2 separate regions of the Homo sapiens genome follow, and region 2 is linked to region 1. Evidence: chromatin loops called from intact Hi-C (ENCODE). Cell type or tissue: PC-9. All regions are shown on one strand. Each heading gives the region's core, and the rest is flanking DNA. Links, peaks and the distances in the headings are about the cores only. Region 1 holds the start of ABCC5-AS1 (ABCC5 antisense RNA 1). Region 2 has its middle 29 kb from the start of MIR4448.

What was found. Peaks named below come from ENCODE experiments on the same cell type or tissue, not always from the same donor. Only the 100,000 strongest peaks of a DNase experiment are listed, where the experiment ranks them.
Region 2: it touches region 1 in a loop (6-fold over the local background); 22 of 110 quality-filtered maps call a loop at or near these places.

The regions. Positions count from the first base shown.
Region 1 is chr3:184,003,282-184,008,652 of GRCh38, forward strand. All of the region lies in intron 2 of ABCC5 (ATP binding cassette subfamily C member 5), which reads right to left. ABCC5-AS1 (ABCC5 antisense RNA 1) reads left to right here and starts at 3,057. Exons shown (of 3, transcript NR_046570.1): 1 at 3,057-3,180. LOC124909468 (a long non-coding RNA gene) reads right to left here. Exons shown (of 2, transcript XR_007096191.1): 2 at 5,194-5,371. RefSeq lists a silencer at 3,736-3,785. In PC-9, for the core only: no CTCF peak of the experiment used is centred there; DNase peaks (open chromatin) are centred at 500, 1,400, 2,920 and 3,670; H3K4me3 peaks cover 1,195 bases; H3K27ac peaks cover 5,000 bases.
Region 2 is chr3:183,912,948-183,918,318 of GRCh38, forward strand. No RefSeq gene overlaps it. Among named protein-coding and RNA genes, the nearest start is that of MIR4448, 29 kb to the left of the region's middle. In PC-9, for the core only: no CTCF peak of the experiment used is centred there; DNase peaks (open chromatin) are centred at 484 and 2,884; H3K27ac peaks cover 4,874 bases.

The DNA of each region.
Region 1 (5,371 bases), core at 195-5,194:
GACCGGCTGACTTCAGGCCTTCCCGCCCTTCCTAATCTCCAACAAGTTAAAGAAACCTACCAAGCACGTTTCCTCTGCAATTCCCACCACATCCTTACTCCCCAGTGGGTTGTTATCACAACCCTGACCATCTTAAGCTCTTCCCTTAAGAACTTCCAAATAGTAGCCATTTCAGTCAAGAGGATCAGCAAAATTCTAGAACCCAACCTATATGGGGAAGAAGCAGAATACAAAAGAAAGAGCTATTATTCCAAGTCAGGGAAGCTGCTAAACTCAGTCCTATCACTCAACAGCTATACTACACTGAGAAAAGAATTAACTTGAGCATCAGCTCACTTATCTGTAGCTGTGCTATGTTACTCTCAAGCCGATGATCAGCTAGCAATACAATTCACAAACATATCTCCACCACCACAGTAAAACAGGTATTTGTCTGCAGTTGATAATCTAGCATTACTCCATAATCACCAGGAATTTGAGGGCTTTCAGTTGTTTCATAAGCTAAATTCCAAGGAACTTATTCAAAGTTCCTGTTATGTTGGGTCTAAGATTAACTTTGTTAATAGCATGGTAAGGTTTCAAAGGATTAAACTGAAAATGAATCACAGGGGTAAAACGGGATTTACAGGAAACACTTGGAGCCATTGAGTGAGGGGAGAGAACAGACTTTATTCCATGAGATCTAGAGATTCCCAGCACTGCCTACCTACTAGAATCACCAGAGGAGTTTTAAAACAATACCAATGTCTGGGTTCTATCCCAGAGACTGATTTAATTGGTCTGGAATAGGACCCCAACACTGGTATTTGTTGAACATTCTTCAAGTGATTTTAACATTCAGCCTGGCCTGAAAACCACTGATTTAGAGAGTTGTGAATATTGGTCTTTTGCATTTGACAAAATCCCTTCAACAAGATTTTCAGGCTTTAGCTAAAAAAAAAAAAAAAGGCCAGGTACAGTGGCTCACACCTATAATCCCAGCACTTTGGGAGGCCCAGGCAGGTGGATCACTTGAGGTCAGGACTCGAGACCAGCCTGGCCAACATGGTGAAATCCTGTCTCTACTAAAAATGCAAAAATTAGCCAGGCATGGTGGTGCACACCTGTAATCCCAGGTACTTGGGAGACTGAGGGCAGGAGAATTGCTTGAACCTAGAAGGCAGAGGTTGCAGTGAGCCAAGACCATGCCACTGCACTCCAGCCTGGGTGACAGAGACTCCGTCTCAAAAAAAAAAAAAAAAAAAAAGGCCAAAATATAATTTGTAAATGAAACTTCCTCCAGTGCCTAACACAATGTGTGTTAAATGCTTAGTACAAGGCTTTCTGGGTTCCATCATGTGACCACCATACTGCAGAGCAGACCAGAACTGCTGATCACCGTGAGAAGCAAACACAAAGGTCAGGGGCTGAGTGGTTTGGCTATTTTTCTACTGTGAGACACAACATTTAAGAAAACTAAGTGACTGCTCAATATCATACCTGCATAATACCAAAGAAAAGTAAACAGAAGGTTGTCAAGTTAACAGGATTCTTAAAAAAGCCAAACAATTATAAGCATTTATTGTAACCCATTCTGTGTAGTTTATCTCTAAAAGCCTGAGTGTGTCTATTTCCACCACATAAATATAGATTTCATAATAACATACAAATCCTTTTTAGCGAGATTTGCTTTTGAAAACATATCCTGAACCCTCAGGTCAGGTACAGCTGTCAGTGTCGTGGCGTCTCCTGGGTGGTTCCATGCTCTTTTCAGCAGCCCAGCACACTGGGCCAGAGACAGGCAACAGAGCCATCATGCTTCAAAGAGGAGCCAAGTGCTGTATTCTGAGCCACCGAATTCCAGAAAGAACATCCTTGGGAAGCTCACCCAGCCCCAGCATAGTCTGCCTAGTAAGTGTCTCTCCTGGGCCTCACCTACAGAGAGGTGAGGCTAAATGGGGACTGGGCAAGACGGCCTTTGAGGTTCCATCCATCTTTTAAAGTACACATGTCAGTCTTGCTTTCTACCTCCATGAGCAGGCTTTGGTAAGTGGAAGTTCTCATCTGATATCTAGTAACAATTGATTCTTTGAACAGCTAATTCATAAAATAATCTTAAATAGTTAAAACATATATAACATCTAATTATCTAAATAGGCTAACTCCTTAAAAGGGGGGCAGGGAGGAAAAGGATAAATTTAATTCTGCTCATTAGTGGACTTCAGTGCACCAAATTAACTTCACATTAGTCTGTGAGTTTAATAATGACAGGTTTAACCATTGCAAAGCCTTCTGGAGTCCCTGTTTCTTTGCGTTGACCTTTTTATTTTTGACTAAAAGAGAGGGAAAAACGGTAAGACATTAAAAAAAGCATGAACAGGGAGGGGGGAGGGATAGCATTAGGAGATATACCTAATGTAAATGACGAGTTAATGGGTGCAGCCCACCACCATGGCACACGTATACATATGTAACAAACCTGCACGTTGTGTACATGTACCCTAGAACTTAAAGTATAATAATAACTAAAAAAAAGAAAGCATTAACGGAAACCCACCTAACTGTGGAAACAATATTTCATTGAAAAAGTTTTCATTAACCATTTGTAACTTCCAAGTTATCTTAACCAAATAAAGATTTAGGTACTTAAAAAAAAAAAAAACAGGAAGCTAATTCCAACACTTTTCTTCCCCTTTGACAGAAAGTTCCTTTAACTCATGCCAACAGGCTATATTTATTTCCCTTAAGCAGCACTTCCTAGGAAAGCCGCGGCAGTCTTGCAGCAAACGGCATAAGAGAGCTGATGATCCCGGCAGCAGCCCAACCTCAAGAGCCCCAGCGAGCTGTCAATGCAGTTACCAAGCATGAGAGCCACCTGGGCTCCACACCAATCGCACACTGTTGTTACCTCAGCCGGAGATCTCTGGGCTGCTATTGGAGACCAACACCTGGCACCAGACCAGATACGGTGTCACACCCAGCAGCGCCTAAGAGACTACTGTGCCTCATAAAGCTTTATGGATGCCTACAGGGAGAGAAGAAAAAAAAAAAAAAAAAAAGGCAGGTATTCTTACTTATCTTAACCCTGTCCAGAAAATCTGCTGAGTCACCGAGTATCAATCAAGAGAAAAATAATGCAGAGCTGCAAAATGCTAATCTCCTTCCTCCTGCTCTCCTTCCTAACAGCAAGCCGACTCACAGGTAATACTCTTGACTTGGAAAACACAAGGGCATAGACAAATTCACACGTCCTTAGTCTGTAAAGAAAAGCTTTCAGGAGCAAACTCTAAAAGTACAATGTACTAGACAAAACTATTTTATGAAAACAATGGCTGTCTCTGGGTAGAGGAATTAAGGGTGGTTACTTTTTTTCTACAACTTTACACACTTTGTACATTTTCTATAATGAGCCCATATTTCTTTCCTAACAATACATCTTCGAATCATTTCTGGTAAGAGATTAGACCCACATCTTTGATCCCTAAGATACAACTTGAGCTCACCAAAATATTTCAAAGCATTAATTATGAAAACTCCAACCAAGATTAAAGGGTCAGCCTACCACAGAACTAAGGAAATACTAAGTAAGAGCCCTGGATTTTATGAATACTTGCTTTGTTACCTTTCCTAGACACAGGATATTCTAATTTGGTAGGAAGAAAATCCCACCAATGACACACTTTTGAGAGAAGGGGAAAAAATAACTAAAGTTCATGTGCCAGTAATAATGGTACATGAACTTTAGTTTACTTCTGCTTTTTTTTTTTTTTTTTTTTTTTTGAGACAGAGTCTTGCTGTTCCCCAGGCTGGAGTGCAGTGGTGCGATCTCGGCTCACTGCAAACTCTGGCTCCCGGGTTCAAGCGATTCTCCTGCCTCAGTCTCCCGAGTAGCTGGGACTACAGGTGCATGCCACCATGCCCAGCTAATTTTTTGTATTTTTAGTAGAGGCAGGGTTTCACCATGTTAGCCAGGATGGTCTCAATCTCCTGACCTTGTGATCTGCCCGCCTCGGCCTCCCAAAGTGCTGAGATTACAGGCGTGAGCCACCACGCCCGGCCCACTTCTGCTTATTTTTCCATTCTTCCTTCTTTCCCAGATTAGACATGCTAATGAAAAACAAGGCACCCTTACCTTTGCCTGAGAGCACTAAGAAAACAAACCACCACCACAATAAAATAAAGCTCATAAAAGCATCTGACAAGCTTTGTCTTGCTTTTGCTTAAATATTAATTTAAAGCAATTAAAATCCAAACTCCTTGGCTTATTATTCAAGAACACACATGCCCAGGCGCAGTGGCTCACACCTGTAATCCCAGCACTTTGAGAGGCTGAGGCGGAGGGATCACCTGAGGTCAGGAGTTCAAGACCAGCCTGGCTAACATGGTGAAACCCCATCTCTACTAAAAATACAAACAATTAGCTGGGTGTGGTTGCATGTGCCTGTAATCCCAGCTACTTGGGAGACTGAGAGAGGAGAATCGCTTGAACTTGGGAGGCGGAGGTTGCAGTGAGCCAAGATCGCACCACTGCCCTCTAGCCTGGGCTACAGAGTGAGACTCTACCTCAAAAACAAAAAACAAAAAACAAAAAAACCCCACACATAATGTGAAATTCACTGAGGTATTGCACTATAGCTAAGACTTCACACATTTGATGCTCAATACCAACAAGGACTAGGTATCCCTATCCCACAACTCTTTCTTTTGCCTGGCAAGTTCTTCATTTCTCCAAATTCTATCCATTCCTCAAGTTTCCAGCCAAATGATACCTCCTCCTAAAGAGTTCCCTGAGAGAGAAGCACTTTCTCCTTTTACTAATTCCCACAGCATCTAAATTACAGTCATCTATGTAGAGTACGTGTTGTGAGTTTAAGCTTCTATTGGTGGACAAGCAGGCCCAGCACCAATTTATCTTTATCTGCACCAGACCACTCGGTTCAGTGCTGTGCATGCATCTTGAAGAGTGTTCAAATATTTGCTAAATTTAAAAAAATGAATAAACACTGACTGCATCTTAAAAAAAAATCAGGGCTCGTGGAGTCATATGATCTACATGTGCATATATAAATAGGATTAAAAAAAGGAACCATGCCTGAATAATCATGCCTCAGGCAAAGGAACAGTGTTTAGGAGCAGCCTAGGTATAAAACTTCATGTTAGCTGAAGTAACGCCAGCCTAATGCCAGCCAAAGTTAGTACTCAGGCTCAAAGAACTAACAGCAACAGAAACCACCACTTTATTAACACTTCAGGATTAAAGGATGCCTGCTAAGCCTCAAATTGTGTGTGGCCACAAGCATTAACATTACAGTCCCGAAGAAAGTGGGTAGATGTGCGAATGCTTTATTTCAACCCTAATTATTTCTAAGCATACGTGAGAAATTATAAATAT
Region 2 (5,371 bases), core at 202-5,201, 90 kb before region 1:
CCCCTACCTGTTTGGAGAGGTTGTTAACAAGCGTCTGCAGTTCCCTCTGCTCAGAGCACCTCACCCCTGCATCTCCATCTCTAGAATTTCTACCTACCTTATCTCAGGTTGATGTGATGATAACAGTGCTTACCCCACAGGGCTGCTGGGGGATAAGCTGAGCTGGTGTGAAAGTGCTATGGATTGTGCTATGGAAGTGCTATTTGTACTATGCTTGTGCAGATAGTAATACTGCTGCAATTTCCACAAACCCCTGCCTTCTGTTTCCAACAAATCACGTTCCTCCCTCCTCAAAATACTGCTGAAGAGACTGCAGGCCTCTGAAAGCTTCACTAGCTACTCCGCCAATCTCTACTACCTCCAAACACACCAACCGTCTCCCACAGTGGCCCTTGCTTTGTTCTGGGCTGAGACTTGCCCTGTTATCACTGTGTTCGCCCCGCCTTGATTACACAGCATGAGCAGTTCAAGGGCAGGCGCCAGTTCTCAACTTTCTTTGGGTTTACAGGCGTGAGCCACCGCACCCGGCCTGTAGCTGTTTCTTAAAGTTTATCATCCCAAAAGGAGATTTGCCTGCTCAACATTTCCAAGTGTGTTGAACTTTGACAAACTTCCTACCCTCCCTCTGTGCCCAAGGGTGACAGCATGCTGGCAGCTAAGGCTGGGACACGGTACTGGGAACAGAGACTACCCAGCACAACGGGCCAGGGTGCGATCAGATTCCAGGGTGGCAGGTCACAGGAACACAGATTTGGAGCGGAGGCCCTGGGTGACCGGCCCCTCCTGCGCCCAGCCAAGGCCCTCCGTGTCTGATTGTGAGCTGCGGCCTCCTCAGTGAGCAGGTGGAGGTGGGCCACACGGTCCCCCTTACAGGAGTTCCCATGCAGAGTGGCTGACCCTGTGGCAGCCCCTGTCCAAGTTGCACCTTCCCCCTCAGTGATATCCTTATGATTCCAGCCATGCCTGCCCCCCAGACCACAGGCCTCTCTGTTTCCTTGTTTGACTTCTAGGCCAAGAATGGACAACACTCAGCCTCTGCTCCTCTAAGAACAACTCAGGCAGGTCGCAGTGGCTCACACCTGTAATCCCAACACTTTGGGAGGCTGAGGTGGGTGGATCACCCGAGATCAGGAGTTCGAGACCAGCCTGGCCAACATGGTGAAACCCCATCTCTACTGAAAACACAAAAATTAGCTAGGTGTGATGGGTGCCTGTAATCCCAGCTACTCGGGAGGCTGAGGCAGGAGAATCGCTTGAACCTGGTAGGCGGAGGTTGCAGTGAGCCGAGATCACACCACTGCACTCCAGCCTGGGTGACAGAGCGAGACTTCGTCTCAAAACAAAACAAAAACAATTCAACTAAGATGACAGATGACGCGGCTGCGCCCCTTCCCTATATGAGGTATTTCCACACCAAATTTCTAAATCTATCCCCTCTACAGCACGGTGAAGGCTATTATGTGAAGGCTTCATCCCCTCACAGATGAAGGCAAGGCTCAGCAGGTGTAGTGATTTGCTCAAGGAAGTGGGAGGGCGGCCACAATTCTACCCAGGCCTTCAGTCTCCAAATTCAGTGTTCTCTTTCCACAGCTGCCTCCCAGCTGTGACAGGCTGGCATTCTCACAAGGAAGGTTCCTATAGGCTAAGAGAACACACACACGAGGAAGCAGAGCTAGTCACACTTCCAAAGGTTCCGGCCTGGCCTCAGAGGCCTCCGTGTGGCTCAGGCTGCCCCCGGGCCTGGCGTGTGCTTCCCGCCTGAGGCTGCCCCAGGGCCTCAGAGCTGGTGTATTCTTTCTTCTCCTCCCTTGTCTGTCTGCAGACCCCATCCAGGGGAGAGCCCCTTCCATGGCCCTTGGAGAAACAGTGGTTAAGGAATGCTGGATCAACAGCTTTAGCCATGGGCCTGTGCCCAGGCAGGGGCCGTTTCCCATAGCAGACTGACCCTCACTGTAGATCCCGCAACACCCCCTCCTGTGGATAGATCTCAGAACAAAAGAACACCCCTTTCCCCTTCTAGAGCGACCCAAACCCAGTACCCACTCCACACTCAGTGCCTGGAAGTTGCTCCGCCCCACACCCCCACTCCAGCAAGGTAGGCCCACCCCCTACTTCTCCCTGACTAGGAAAGGGAGGAGATAAAAATAAGGAGCTACAGAGACCACTAGAGGTGGAAGGAATGAGAACTAGGCAGAAGAGACCCCCCTCCAGTTACCTCCATGCACCTGAACACAGAAGGAGAATTCCATTCCTTGCGGTTGTGTTTAACTTGTCCAATGTGTCCCAGTGCCCATGGGAGTGAATGGGAACAAATACAGGGGGCTTGCCTGCCTCTAGACATTATGTGAAGGCCCCAAAGGACAGGAGCTATTTCTGGGGAGGGCTGGGAGACCCAGGATCCTCTAACTGAAGGAGGGGCAGACTCAGGGACCACATCCAGGCAAGCCAGGGCACGGGCCAGCGCTAGAGGACATAGCCCTGCTTTGCATATTTTATTATCAATAGTTCCTTCTTTCACTCTTGGTGTGACTCTATGACCAGTGGTTCTGCACATCCCCAGGTTTCGTAGATGAAGAAAGGATGACGTGCTGCCTGACAGCTTGCAATGAACTCAGCATCTAGAATTTTGCAGAGTGTTCCAGTGGAGTTCCCACGGGGAGCTGCTTTCCTTCAAGCCCAGCTTTGAGTAAGGGGAGCGGGGCAGTGGGACTCGCCACTGCCATGCTGTGCTCCAGCCAGGATGATCTCAGGGCACAGGGAGAGGCTTCGTGTCCGAAGAGTGTGGCAAAGGGCAGCCAACATCCTCCCCCTCCCTGCCCCCAACACACACACCCACAATCGCACCCCATCAAGGGCAGTAGAATTAGCCATCCAACCAGAATGATGTCTTTATTGTTCCCAGGATATTCATCTTATCCGAGAATGATTCATGGCAGCTATTATTTAAAATATTAAAAATATTCAAGGCTGGGCACAGTGACTCATGCCTGTAATCCCAGCACTTTGGGAGGCCGAGGCAGGTGGATCACCTGAGGTCAGGAGTTCGAGACCAGCCTGGCCGACATGGCAAAATCCCATCTCTACTGAAAATAAAGAAATTAGCCAGGCGTGGTGGCACGGGCCTGTAATCCCAGCTACATGGGAGGCTGAGGCAGAATTGCTTGAACTCGGGAGGTGGAGGTTGCAGTGAGCTAAAATCGTGCCACTGCACTCCAGCCTGGGAGACAGAGCGAGACTCCATTTCAATAAATGAATAAATAAATAATATTCAAGACGGTCAAAAGGAAAGATCAAAATATTATGAAGGATGAGGGAAACAAGCTGAGATAAACATACAGGGCCCTGAGCTTCCTGTCGGCTAAAATAAGAAGGAGGAAACAATGTGTTCCAGAATCCTCACTGAGAAGCAGAGAATTTTCCCGAGATCAGATTCTGAAAGGGATTTCTTGTGTGGACACAACTGCCAACAGAGATTTTTTTTTTTTTTTTTTTTTTTTTTTTTGAGACAGAGTTTCACTCTTGTTGCCCAGGCTGGAGTGCAGTGGCACAATCAACTCACTGCAACCTCTATTTTCCGGTTTCAAGTGGTTCTCCTGCCTCAGCCTCCCAAGTAGCTGGGATTACAGGTGCCTGCCCCCACGCCTGGCTAATTTTTGTATTTTGTATTTTCAGTAGAGACAGGGTTTCACCATGTTGGCCAGGCTGGTCTCGAACTCCTGACCTCATGATCTGCCCACCTTGGCTTCCCAAAGTGCTGGGTTACAGGTGTGAGCCACCACGCCTGGCCTGCCAACAGAGATTTTATGGAAGATGAAGTAGCAGGTTTCTTCATGTGCCCATTTCCGAGAGTGACTCCAGGACTCGCCAAGGGTATTGAAACTGAAGGAGTGGTAGTCTTTCTCCAAGTACAACACGGCTCGGCTGGGGATTGAAGGGTAGAACCTGATCATACGTAGGCATGGCGGGATGGCATGTATGTTCCCAAGGTGTCACTTCTCTTAGCCAAACATTGTTTTGCTTATTATCTAAGTATGAATGCCAGCGATTATATCAAATGGTAGGTGGCTGGGATCCAGCCCCTGTATTTTGATCAGCTGTCAGGATCCCAGAGAAAATATACACAGAGGCTGCTCTAGCAAAACCTTTCTGTTGACGACTTCACGCCTTTGGCACTGAGAGGCAGCGTGGTGGGCTAGTCCGGAGAGTCTGGTGCCTGAAGACTCCTGTGGCTGGAGGAGTTGCCCAGGGCCCAGAAACTAGCAGCCCCAGGCCCACATCCTTATTACAATGGACCTTTAGATCTTACCACATCCTAGGAAAGGAAGGGAGATCGGAGATAGGGAATACCAAGGACAAGAGAGAAAGGGTGTCTCTGAATAACCCAGGGCAGGACTGGCCAGGTGCCATCCCTGGACTCCTAGGTCATGACCGAGAAACTCAGAGGAGGAGAAAGGGTGAGAAAAAGTGAGCAAGTTACTTAAAGTTTCTCTTCTCCTTTGGACTATAATCTCCCTGTGTCTTGTTTCTGGTCTCCTGTGCCCAGCAGAAGGTATGGGACCTAGTGACTGTTCAATAAATAGTTTTTGGGAAAAGAGCCCGAGGGGGCTGGAGTCCAGGTATTGGGAGGCTGAGGGAAGAGGCAGTTGGATCAGTAAGTCTGGAAGAAGTGGGGAGCTAAAGTTCCCGGAGGGCAGGCCACTCTCAGAGGCCCATGGGAATGACATCAGATGGAGACTCCCAGAGTGGGCCTCACGGCACCTTTTTTCTCACCAGTGGTCAGAATGGCCCCAGGACTGCAGCCCACCAGATTCTTTGTCAAGGACACAAAAAATGAGTCAGAGAAGTCTCCCCCAGCCCCTAGCCCCGTGAACCAACCATTCCAGGCAACGTCAGTATCTCTGCCCCAACAGGTGTGTGCCCACGGTCCTAACTGCCTGGTGCTGGCCTGTCCTAGCTGGGTATGGAGCTCCCCTTTGAGAACAGGGCTGTGCCAGGTCTGCGGGAGACCAAGTACTAGCTCTGATGGTTCTCACTTGGACAGCAGCCAGCTTAGTCCTCCTAAGCTGAGTCCACCTGAGCAGGTAGAAGGGAGTTTGCCTGAGCCAAGGAAGAATGCTGAATTCAGGCCACAGGCAGAAAGAAACAGGACACAGAAAAGATTCCAGGAAAAGAGGAAATCTGCTCCCAGTACACACCACCTCCCTAGTGGAAGCAAAGAGGAAGAGGCAGAGTTCTAGAGCCATGTCCCAAATGAGGTGAGCAGGATCCAGGTTTTTCAGGTCCTAGTTATGGACTCACACTAGTCATGGAGTTAGAGCTGGAAGAAATCTTAGAGGCAATCTGATCTAGCACATGCATTTGATGAAATTGA